2 separate regions of the Mus musculus genome follow, and region 2 is linked to region 1. The links are chromatin loops, found by intact Hi-C in ENCODE. Cell type or tissue: heart. All regions are shown on one strand.

What was found. Hi-C counts contacts between places; a loop is a spot of excess contacts. Peaks named below come from ENCODE experiments on the same cell type or tissue, not always from the same donor. Only the 100,000 strongest peaks of a DNase experiment are listed, where the experiment ranks them.
Region 2: it touches region 1 in a loop (2.2-fold over the local background); 4 of 42 quality-filtered maps call a loop at or near these places.

What each region holds. Positions count from the first base shown.
Region 1 is chr2:35,129,399-35,134,398 of GRCm38, reverse strand. It overlaps Cntrl (centriolin), which reads right to left. Exons shown (of 44, transcript NM_001379274.1): 11 at 4,584-4,778; 12 at 288-441. Among named protein-coding and RNA genes, the nearest start is that of Cntrl, 22 kb to the right of the region's middle. In heart, a CTCF peak has its summit at 2,148; a DNase peak (open chromatin) is centred at 2,228; H3K4me3 peaks cover 1,672 bases; H3K27ac peaks cover 2,024 bases.
Region 2 is chr2:35,194,440-35,199,439 of GRCm38, reverse strand. All of the region lies in intron 1 of Rab14 (RAB14, member RAS oncogene family), which reads left to right. Among named protein-coding and RNA genes, the nearest start is that of Rab14, 4.2 kb to the left of the region's middle. In heart, no CTCF peak of the experiment used is centred here; no DNase peak of the experiment used is centred here; H3K4me3 peaks cover 920 bases.

The sequences.
Region 1 (5,000 bases):
CCTGAAAGGACTGTATGCCACAGAAGGCAATCACTGACCAAGCTTTTCCTGATCAGCTTGATTTCTTCCCTACTGAAGCCTGATTCACTGGTCATCAACGTAACAAACCATAATAATACAAAATACTTTAAATTTCACTAAATGTTTTTGGGTATGTTCAGCCAAAATTCCCCATCGAACACTAGTAAAAAGAGCTGAACTGTATCCAGCCAAGTCTTGGATTGTCCGTGTGAGCATCTTCTGTGTGCCCTGAAGCTATTTACCCTAAATCACACTTGAGTTCTCACCATCTGTAAGCTGCTGTTCAAGGTCCTTGATCTCTTCAGTCTCTTTGGCAATTCTACAAAGTATCTCGTCCAGGCGGCTTTCGAGCTGTGTGTACTGTCTGTTCATAATGTCAAGCTGCTGTTCTTTGCCCCTCTTCTGGGCTTTCATGTGGGACTGAATTTCAGGGAAAAAAATCATCAATACAACCCAAAATTTTAACACTATTGAAAATAATAACTCTTAGCAACATTTTAAAAACCAGTATTGAAAATAAAGTGTGACAATTTCATCTGCTCTGAGTTAGGCCCTTTAGAACTTTCATATAGATGGTTCTTGTTTAACCTTAGGGTGATCCGAGATGAGATGAGAACACAGAGCCGATCAGGGAGGATAAGCCATTTTTCAAGGGCACAATATAGAAATTTCAGTGTTTTATGCATAGCATTAAAATATGTCTTTTTTAAAAAAGGTTTTCAGAACACTGGTTACACTGACAGCATATTTACAGGGAACATCCAAAGATAATTTCAAAGTATAAATAGGCATTATATTTATGTATAAGGACTCTAAGAGATTTTACTTATAGTTTTTAAAATTTACAAAAATTTTAGGTTGGGAGTTTTATAGTAAATAACTAAAGTCTTTTTAATTTGAAAGAAATAGCATTTAATTATACTTTTAAAAGGTTTCTCAGGTAGGCTTGGAGAAAATGGAGACTTCAGATCAATAAACACATGGGATTCAAATTTATTTTCTATTTCCATTCATTCAAACATTTTGTTCTTAGATATAATTATCTGGGAATGGAGAGGAAGCTCAAAAATCATTTATCCCAGCAGGAATTCATTTGTAGGGCCCTGGGAGGCATACCCCTTACACTCTCCGCGCTCTGGCCCACACACCCTCTTGTTCCTGTGCCCTGACAATTATGATATCATGGAGCCACTGCTAAGTGACAGGAATGTATTATCTCCCCCAGGTGTGCTGAGGAAAACAGAGAGCAAATGATCTAGTCTAACCTTCCACTTCAGAAATGTAAGCCTGAATCTCACGTCAATCAAATGTCTTGACTGGTTTCCTTAGGCAACAGTTCATTTGGAGACAAAATAATTCCCGAGAGAGACATCTGCCTTCCTTCCCCTCAAGGCTCCCAAGACTCCAACCTTATCCAAGAGGATCAGAAGAACAGAACAATAACTGAGGGAAAACTCATTAGGAGAACAGTTAGAGCCCGAGCAACAAGTGCTACTGTTTCCAAGCCTAAGACATGTTAGCTTCTACAAGAAAGAGCTTAGTTTGAGAGGTACCCCCCCCCCCTCAAATGGGGAGCAAATGAGTGGCCACCGCCACCTTTGAGGCCAGCTGTTATTTTACAGGTGGTAGATTTGACGGGGTGTTCGAATCACCTTTTCCCACTCCCCACATACCCATCTTAAATCTTTCCTACAACAGTTACTGTAGGTAGGTAAGAGTTTATATCCTAATAGTACACCAAACACTTTTGTGGCTCAAGAATGAACAAAAATTCTACTGTCCTCTTAATCAACAGCTTAAAATTCGCTGTTAAAAGTGCACTGCAACCTCTATACGCAGGGCAAACATGTGGTTCAGAAGACGGCACTGCTGTGTGTGAAACACGCGGCGCCACGGCCGTTCCTGCGGTTCTTCTGCAGCGGTGGAGCTCACAAAAGAGTTACTGTGAACAAACAGGAACTTACAGATCTGGCTCCTCCTCCGTCCAAGCCCTTTCTTTATACACAGAGGAACGACCATACCTTAACTCCGAATCTTTCCTGTTATGACAGAGCCGTGGGGAACAAAAACAGGCTGCGCAAAGCTTTCTAAGTCTGTCTTCAAATTCATGTGCACTTCCCTCTCTGACAGCCACATCTTGGCAAGCGCCTCCGTGCCCAAGTAACTTCCCAGCGCCTCAAACTATGGGCCTAGTCAAGCATGAGTGACAGCGAGCTAGTCCAGTCACCAGCAGTCTCTGTGGTCAGGCCCCGCCTGCAACTTTAAATCAAAACACAGGAAGCTCCCGAGGGCCAATCACACCCAAAGGCTGAAAGATCACTCCAATTCCCTCTAGGAAAGCAGGACAGATCTTCATTGTGTTTGCAGTTGACAATTGTTCCTCTAGCTGGGAAAACTTGGTAAATAAAACGGGATTCGACTTTTAAACGCCATTTCCCCTTTTGAAACCTAATAAAATGTTTATGTATTTTTTAAAAATCTGAATAGGCTTGGTTCTGAGCTAAGATTTCATTTTTCATTTTTGGATTTTAAAAATCCTTTTGTAAGGAGAGGGTTGTTGTAATAACTTAAGCAAGGGCTCCATCCCTTCCTAAGAGTGCTGAGGGGCAAGTAATTGAGTTTTCCTAAGTCACAATTCTACCCTCTGCAAGTGAAAACCTTGAGAACTGTGCTGTGGTATCAGGACTGGAGTTTGGTCAGTGTGCCTTACTCCTACCTAGCAACCCTCAAGACTACACAGAGAAACCCTGTCTTGAGGCACATCCCTCAAAACAACAACAACAAAACAACAACAACAACAAAAAAGAACACACAAAAAACAGGGAGGTGATGGTACATCTTTAATCCCAGTACTGAAGAGGCAGATGGATCTGAGTTCCAGGACAGCCAAGGCTACACAAAGAAACCTTGTCTCAAAGAAAGACCAAACCAAAACAACAACAACAAAACAAAAACAAAACAAAAGGTCTCTTTAGCCCTTTCCTCTATGTGATACTGCTCAGAAATACAGGGAAACTTAATTTCCCCTTATGCCTAGAATGCCATGGTCATTTGCTGTAGCAAACACAATTGTGGCTTTAATCTGACTCAGGACCAGCAAGCTGCTTCATTCTTGCCTTCTGGGGGATATAGTTTTCTATTGTCATGGCAACCCTTTCACAGACGGAAGACTTAATATGTAAATATAATATAGTAAGATACTACTGACTGTTATACATTACAGGACTTAAAAATCTCTGATTTTTCATCTGACAAAAATTCTTGAGAATAACCTGGGGAGGTGGGCATATAAGCCTAAGAGCTGATCTGGATGCCCAGCCCTCCTGTAAGGCAGGCACAGAGCAAGACCATAGAACCCCAGTGTGGGTTAGGTGGAGGGGACAAAAGCCAACTGCTGAAGCTCCTGACCTAGCTCAATTAATTGGCTTCAGACTCAATAAGAGATCCTGTCTCAAAAATGAGTGAATGAATGAATGAATGAATGAATGAATATATATATAAACAGAAAACAAGTGAGGATGCCAATGGACATTGACCTCTACCCTCCACATACACATGATGCTATGTGCACACACAAATGTACACTACACACGCATGGACGCACACAAATAAAATAATGCTTTCAGTAAGAATACCAAGGCTTAGGCTTCTTTTTTGAAGATATTTTATACCTACAACAATTAGTTTATCCTTGTCAAAATTACATGGCCTCTATTTATAGGTACATACATACAAACATATAAAACTGATGTTAAAAGAGAAATCTGACAAGTACTTAGAGCATTTCTAGTGCACTGTCCTTATCACATTACATTCTGATTCCTGTTACTCCAGAGATCTTCATTTTTTTTATTATAACTTTACAATTCCACCTGTGACAGTAAATTATAAAGGAAATAGTGGCTAAAATATACATCATTAGTAAGATTAACTAGGGTATAGATTGACAGAAAGAGACAAGAGTCTAACCCTATCGTTCACTCATCTTTATTTCACAACACATCATGGCAAACTCTAGAGAAATGTTTTCTTTTTAAGGACAAAATAAATAGAACCAGCAAACAACGTTTGTGGATTATCTGCATGAAAACTTAAAGAGGTACAGAAGTCCTCTGACCTTGCTTCAGCACTTCCTGTCTTTAGGAGACCAATTTACAGAGCACCTTGAAGAAAGTTTCTCTTGCTCTAGAATACTACAAAAATCAGCCACTAACCCCAGTGTGTCATGTAGCCTTCATTTATTGAAAACCAATTTGTTCAAGACTAGGTGGTTCCATTTTGGATATAAATGTTTGATATGAATACATTCATATCTTTCTATCTAATTATATTTATTCATATACAAATAATTTACATATATAATTAATAAATATAAATAATAAAATATAATTATTTGTATATGAATAATATTTTTTTTTCTAACTTAAATCTGTATAGCAAATGAAAACTTTCAGAAAGGATTCTGCTATTAAAATGGTAAGGCAAATACTATCTATACACAGATATAAAGTAGCAGTTCCACGGAGACCGTGGAACTAGTCAAGATTTCCCATTTTACTTACATGTTTTGGGTCTTTGGGATCCAGGCTGTCTGTGGCTAGCTGCACGGTATTGATCTCTTCATGCTTTTCGGCAATTTCTTTTCTTTGCTTTTCCATCTGTATTTCTAGGTCCAGAGCTTCCTGGCGTAATCTGTTTAGATGTTGTAGTCTACCACTCAACTGCTTGAGAAGGAGGTCTTTCTCTGCTTCTGAAATCTAATTCTCCCCAGCCCCCAGCACATAATTAATAAAGGAGAGCAACAACAATTTATGAAGCTAGCACCTATAACTTCAAAAATACTCTGTTATAGAAGACTTTTAAAGTAAGAGCTGTGGTAATTGTCTAGTGTTGTGCTTTGAATGGGAATTGTTCCCACATGCTTATGTATTTGAATACTTGGTCTCCAGTTGTTTTAGAAGATTTAAGAGGTTTGGCAT
Region 2 (5,000 bases), 65 kb before region 1:
TTACTGAATTGATCCTAACCAAGTTAGCTAACCTCCCAGACTCAGTGTCCTTATAAATTGTGCCCACATTTCAGGGTCATTTTAAGGATTAACTAGAATTAAAGAAAGCTCAGGTTTGACATGCAAGTTGCCTGTAGTTTTGCTAGCCATATAATGGGTGTTTAATATCTGTTGGACAAGTACTGTCGAAGTAGACTCTGGCTTAATCTTACCTGCCCATTTAGTAGTATATAACCATCAGTAAATCACTTCTGACCCGGTTTCCTAACTTGTAAAATGAATTTTTAGGGTTAGAAATTGTTTATAAAGTAGCTAGTTTATATTAGGGGCTCAGTAAGTGGAGTTATTGTAAAGGTGTAAAAACCTTAGATTATAATTGCTATTGAAAATTCCTTGGAATTAAGGCTTTTTAAAAAAATTTGCTTTATATTTTTCATGTTAAATTGTATATTTGTAAACTTAAGCTTTGCAACAGAGCTTGAAAATTTCTTGCAGCCAGGTTTTATAGGTCTTATTTGCATACTCTTAGCAAGACTTGTAAGATAAAAATGTTCAAACTATAGCTCTCGAGGTGTTTATGACATTAAAAACGTTAGCAATGTGGGCCTGGCAAGATGGCTCAGTAGGTAAAGTCTTTTGCTGCCACGCTGACAACCAGACTTAGATTCTGGAACCCACCCAGAAGGAGGAGAGAAAGGATTCATGCTAGTTATTCTCTCTAATATCTACATGTGTGCCACATGTGCACACATACAGTCATACACAAGTATTTTAAAAGTATGCAGGAGACAAATTATTATTAATATTAAGTTATACTATATTTCAAACTTTTTAAAGTTTGCAAAATAAAGCATCAGTATAGTGAGCATTAATACTGTATTACTGATCAGTGTCTGCAGTGAACAGTCTTGGTCTATCTCTACACTGCTCCTACCAAACTCACCTGGGTCTGAGACAAGTCATTAGTAAGCTTTTACTAATTCTTTCAAGTGCAGGTACCATTGTTTTGTTGTTGTTGTTGTTAAATACTTTTATGGAAATCAGAAAACAGATTTGGGAGTACTTCATTTCTTATTCATAGCACACTATCATTAGTGGGAAGGTTTTGTCTTTCTCTGTGGACATTGTTAAGCAGTCTGGTATTTTAAATTTTTTATTACATTAATTTACACAAAAGTGTAATCTTAAGTGAGTTATGAAAAGTTGGTTTCAGAAATGGGCAGGTTATTTTCCAAGGTTGTATTTCTATTATGGAAAGAAAATTGACCATTTGGATTAGATTGATTATTCGATTAATTATAGAAGTTTCCTGTCCACCTGACTAACATGTGGCATAGAATTCCAGTTCAGGGGCCTCTAAGCAAGGATGCACCCATTCTTGAGTTCCATGAAGGTAGAGACAATGTTACTCCCTTTTTGATTATTGTTAAAACCTTTCAACATTGTTTGTGATTAGTAGATGTGGGGTATTTTTATGTTGTTGGTGTTTAATCACAAAAGTAGTCTGGTCTCCAGTGTTTATAACAAAATACATAAAAACCCTAAAACTGAAGAGCAGTATTAAGACTTTAGGCCACCAGGAGTACTTAGTGTGTTGCTTTCCTCTTGTTATTGTAAAGATTGCCTAGTAATCTAAGGAATAGACTACAGTAGCTGTAAACAGTGAATGACAGTGTATAAATAAACACATAGGAGTTAAAATATAAGCCTGAGAAAATGCCTGTTAGTAGGAGCTTTGTTTTTTACTCTGAGGCCTCTACCAGCACCTTTAGAACTAGTCATTTGGGACTGGAGAGATGGCTCTGTGGATAAAAATCTGCTCTTGTAGGTGCCCCAGGTTTGATTCTCAGTACGCACGTGGTGGCTCACGACCATCCATAACTCCAGATTTTTTTCTTTCTTTTTGGTTTTTTTCGAGACAGGGTTTCTCTGTGTAGCCCTGGCTGTCCTGGAACTCACTCTGTAGATCAGGCTGGCCTCGAACTCAGAAATCCTCCTGCCTCTGCCTCCCAAGTGCTGGGATTAAAGGCGTGCGCCACCACGCCCAGCCATAACTCCAGATTTAAGGGGCCTGACAGGAGTATGTACTATACATGTAGGCAAAATGTTCTCATAAAATACATTTTGTTTAAATTAAAACTCATTTATATAACCTTATTCAGTAAGAGATCTGATTTTGTTTGACATGACAATGACTAGCATGCAATATATGTTTCATAACCATTTAATATAGATGTTTTGACTCAGGAATATGTCCGTGATTTCATTAAGTGTTGCATGTTTTATATAATTGCTATGTTCCATCTTTAAGTAAAGCTTATTTATATACCTCCTTAACATAGGTACATTTCATACTAAGGTAAAGTTGAAAACCCCTTTGTTAAAGCAACATTAAGGATACTTAATATTTAAAACTGGCCACCTGATTACATAGTGCAACAATTATCAGTGCTTAAAGGCACTTTGTGAAGGTTTCTTTTGGTAGCCAAGGACATTTATGTGTCCACCTTGCATGTCTTCAATAATTAGTTAAGTAGAGAGCATTATGCTCTTTGGTGTCAGGCCTCTGAGCTTAAGTTCTAGGTTGTCCATTTACTAACTTTAGAACGTTGGCCAATGTAGTGAATTTCACCAAATCTCAAGTTCTTCAATTTTTGCATGAAAATAATAGCTTTACAGAGTTGTAGGAATTAAGAATTAGTATAAGTCACACAGATCATTGAATGATTTATTCTCAAATTTTCCTTATTGTTACTATGGATAAATAATAATAAATCAACATTACCAATTATTTATATTTCTTAAAATTGTGTATACTCCTAGTGTAATTATTTAATATTTCTTATTCAGAGTGTTAAATTAGAAGCAAAGGAGTGAAAGGTCTGTGCCTTAAAAGTATCACCTGGAGGAGGCAGGGTGGTGCTGTTTGGAAAGGGGAATTTGTGTTTTTAACTGGGCTGGATACAGTATAGACTTGGTCCAAACTGCCTGAGCTAGACAGACTGCTTTCCTCTGAGACCATTTCCTCTTTTGTAAAATGAGGAACCTAGTAGCAGTCTTACAAGGACAGCAGTCAGATGAAGTGGCACTTAGAGTACTGCCTGGTATTTGTTAAGTGCCCCCAAAATGGAAACGATAGAAGCTGTTACTAATTTACAAATTGTTCATCACGCTTGTTTTCATAAACGCAGCAATCCTTTTGTTTTTTTATTTTTAAAAAAATCAGAAGCATTAAAGGTGATCTTATGTCAATTTTATCCAAGTAATTTTTATTTAAAAAAAGGAACAAAGGGTGGCACTTCCTGTAGTCAGACTCAAGAGGCTGAGACAGGAGTATTGTAAATGGTTGGTGTAGTGAGTCCCAGGCAAGCCGGGATGATATCATGAGACCGTATTTCACAAAACAAAATGGGAAGAAGATGCATTTTAACCACACAAGTTACAAAATATTGCCAAGCTCTAAAAAAGAAAGAAAGAAAGAAAGAAGGAAGGAAGGAAGGAAGGAAGGAAGGAAGGAAGGAAGGAAGGAAAGAAAGAAAGAAAATCAGCGGATACTGCAGTGTTGTGACTTGTGCTTTCACCATGAGTTAACCCACATTCCCTGCACATCCCCCACCCTCTGCCTTTTTTGACCTTTGAGCTTTTAAAACAAACTTGCTCTTAAATAACAGAGGACTATTTTTTCTCTTTCCAAAGCTAGGCAAAAATCTTTTGTTCACTTTCTCAGTGGCATGCTTTGAGAAAGTGTGCATTGCTTTGTTCAGAAAGGAGCCCCTTGCATATGACTTGTAAGCATGTATCTTAACTAAGAGACAGACTATGGGATTATTTAAAATTTACCAGTTTCTTATTTTTGAATAAGAAAGATGTTTTGCAGAAATGAATAAATTTGTATTTTGTTTGTTTGCTTTTGAGACAGTATCTCATGTAGCTAAGGCTATCCTCAAACTTAACATGTAACCAAGAATGATCTCAAACTTCTGGACTGGTGTTTTTCCCGAGTGCTAGGTTACAGGCCTGTGCCACCAGGTCTGGTTTATGTGTGCAGCTGAGTCTTGGTACATGTTAGTCAAACACTTATCAATGAGGTACATTCCCAGCACTGTCTCCCTGTTTATGTTTTTCAGGGCTTTTATTTGTAATTATAAAAGAAACTTGAACCAAAAAATTATTGTGGTAAAGTAAAAACAAAGCATCTGTGTTCATCCTGAATAGCGATTATCTAGAAAACGCTTATTATTTTAAAAAATTCATCATTTTAGTTGATATTTTAGAGGATGCTATATGTGACTAGTAGCATGTGCACAGTTAGTCCAAGTAGAATTGAATTATAATTCACAGTTGCTCCTAGAACACTTGAAGTTAGTTGACTTTGGGACTGTTTAAAGACCATGATTTTTGGGTGTTGTGTGTTGGGGCTTGAAGCCAGGGCCTTGTGCATAACTAAGCATGCATTCAACACTAAGATACAGCACAAGCCCTGTAATTTTATTTATCTGTTTACTTGTTTGTCACCTGTCTATCTATCCACCCACCATCTACCTATAACAAGGTCTCTGCATAGCGCTGGTTATCCTGGAAATAATTATACAGAGTATGTAAGTAAACTCCCTGAGATCTGCCTGCCTCTGTCTCCTTAGTGCTGGATTTTAACATAATAAAATAGTAGGAAGCAAAAGTATGTACACAAAACTTTAGTCAAAAGACTAAAGTTTTCTTTTAGTCAAAAGAAAATAGGAAAATCAAGGGGAGGAGTAAATTAGAGAACTAATTTACAAATGATTACTTTGGAAAGGAGTTTTAGGAATTAAAAACTAATTTGAGGAAAAAATATAACTGTTTCCATACAGAAGAGAAATTAATAGGTTAGGAATTTAATAATCTTGAAAATTACTTAATTTGAGGGTTTCTTCTACCCCTTGTAAGTAGCTGGTTCAGAGATCAGGTAAATAATTTAAATCAAGTTTAACCTTGAGGCCAAGTTGTAGTGGGGTTTTTGT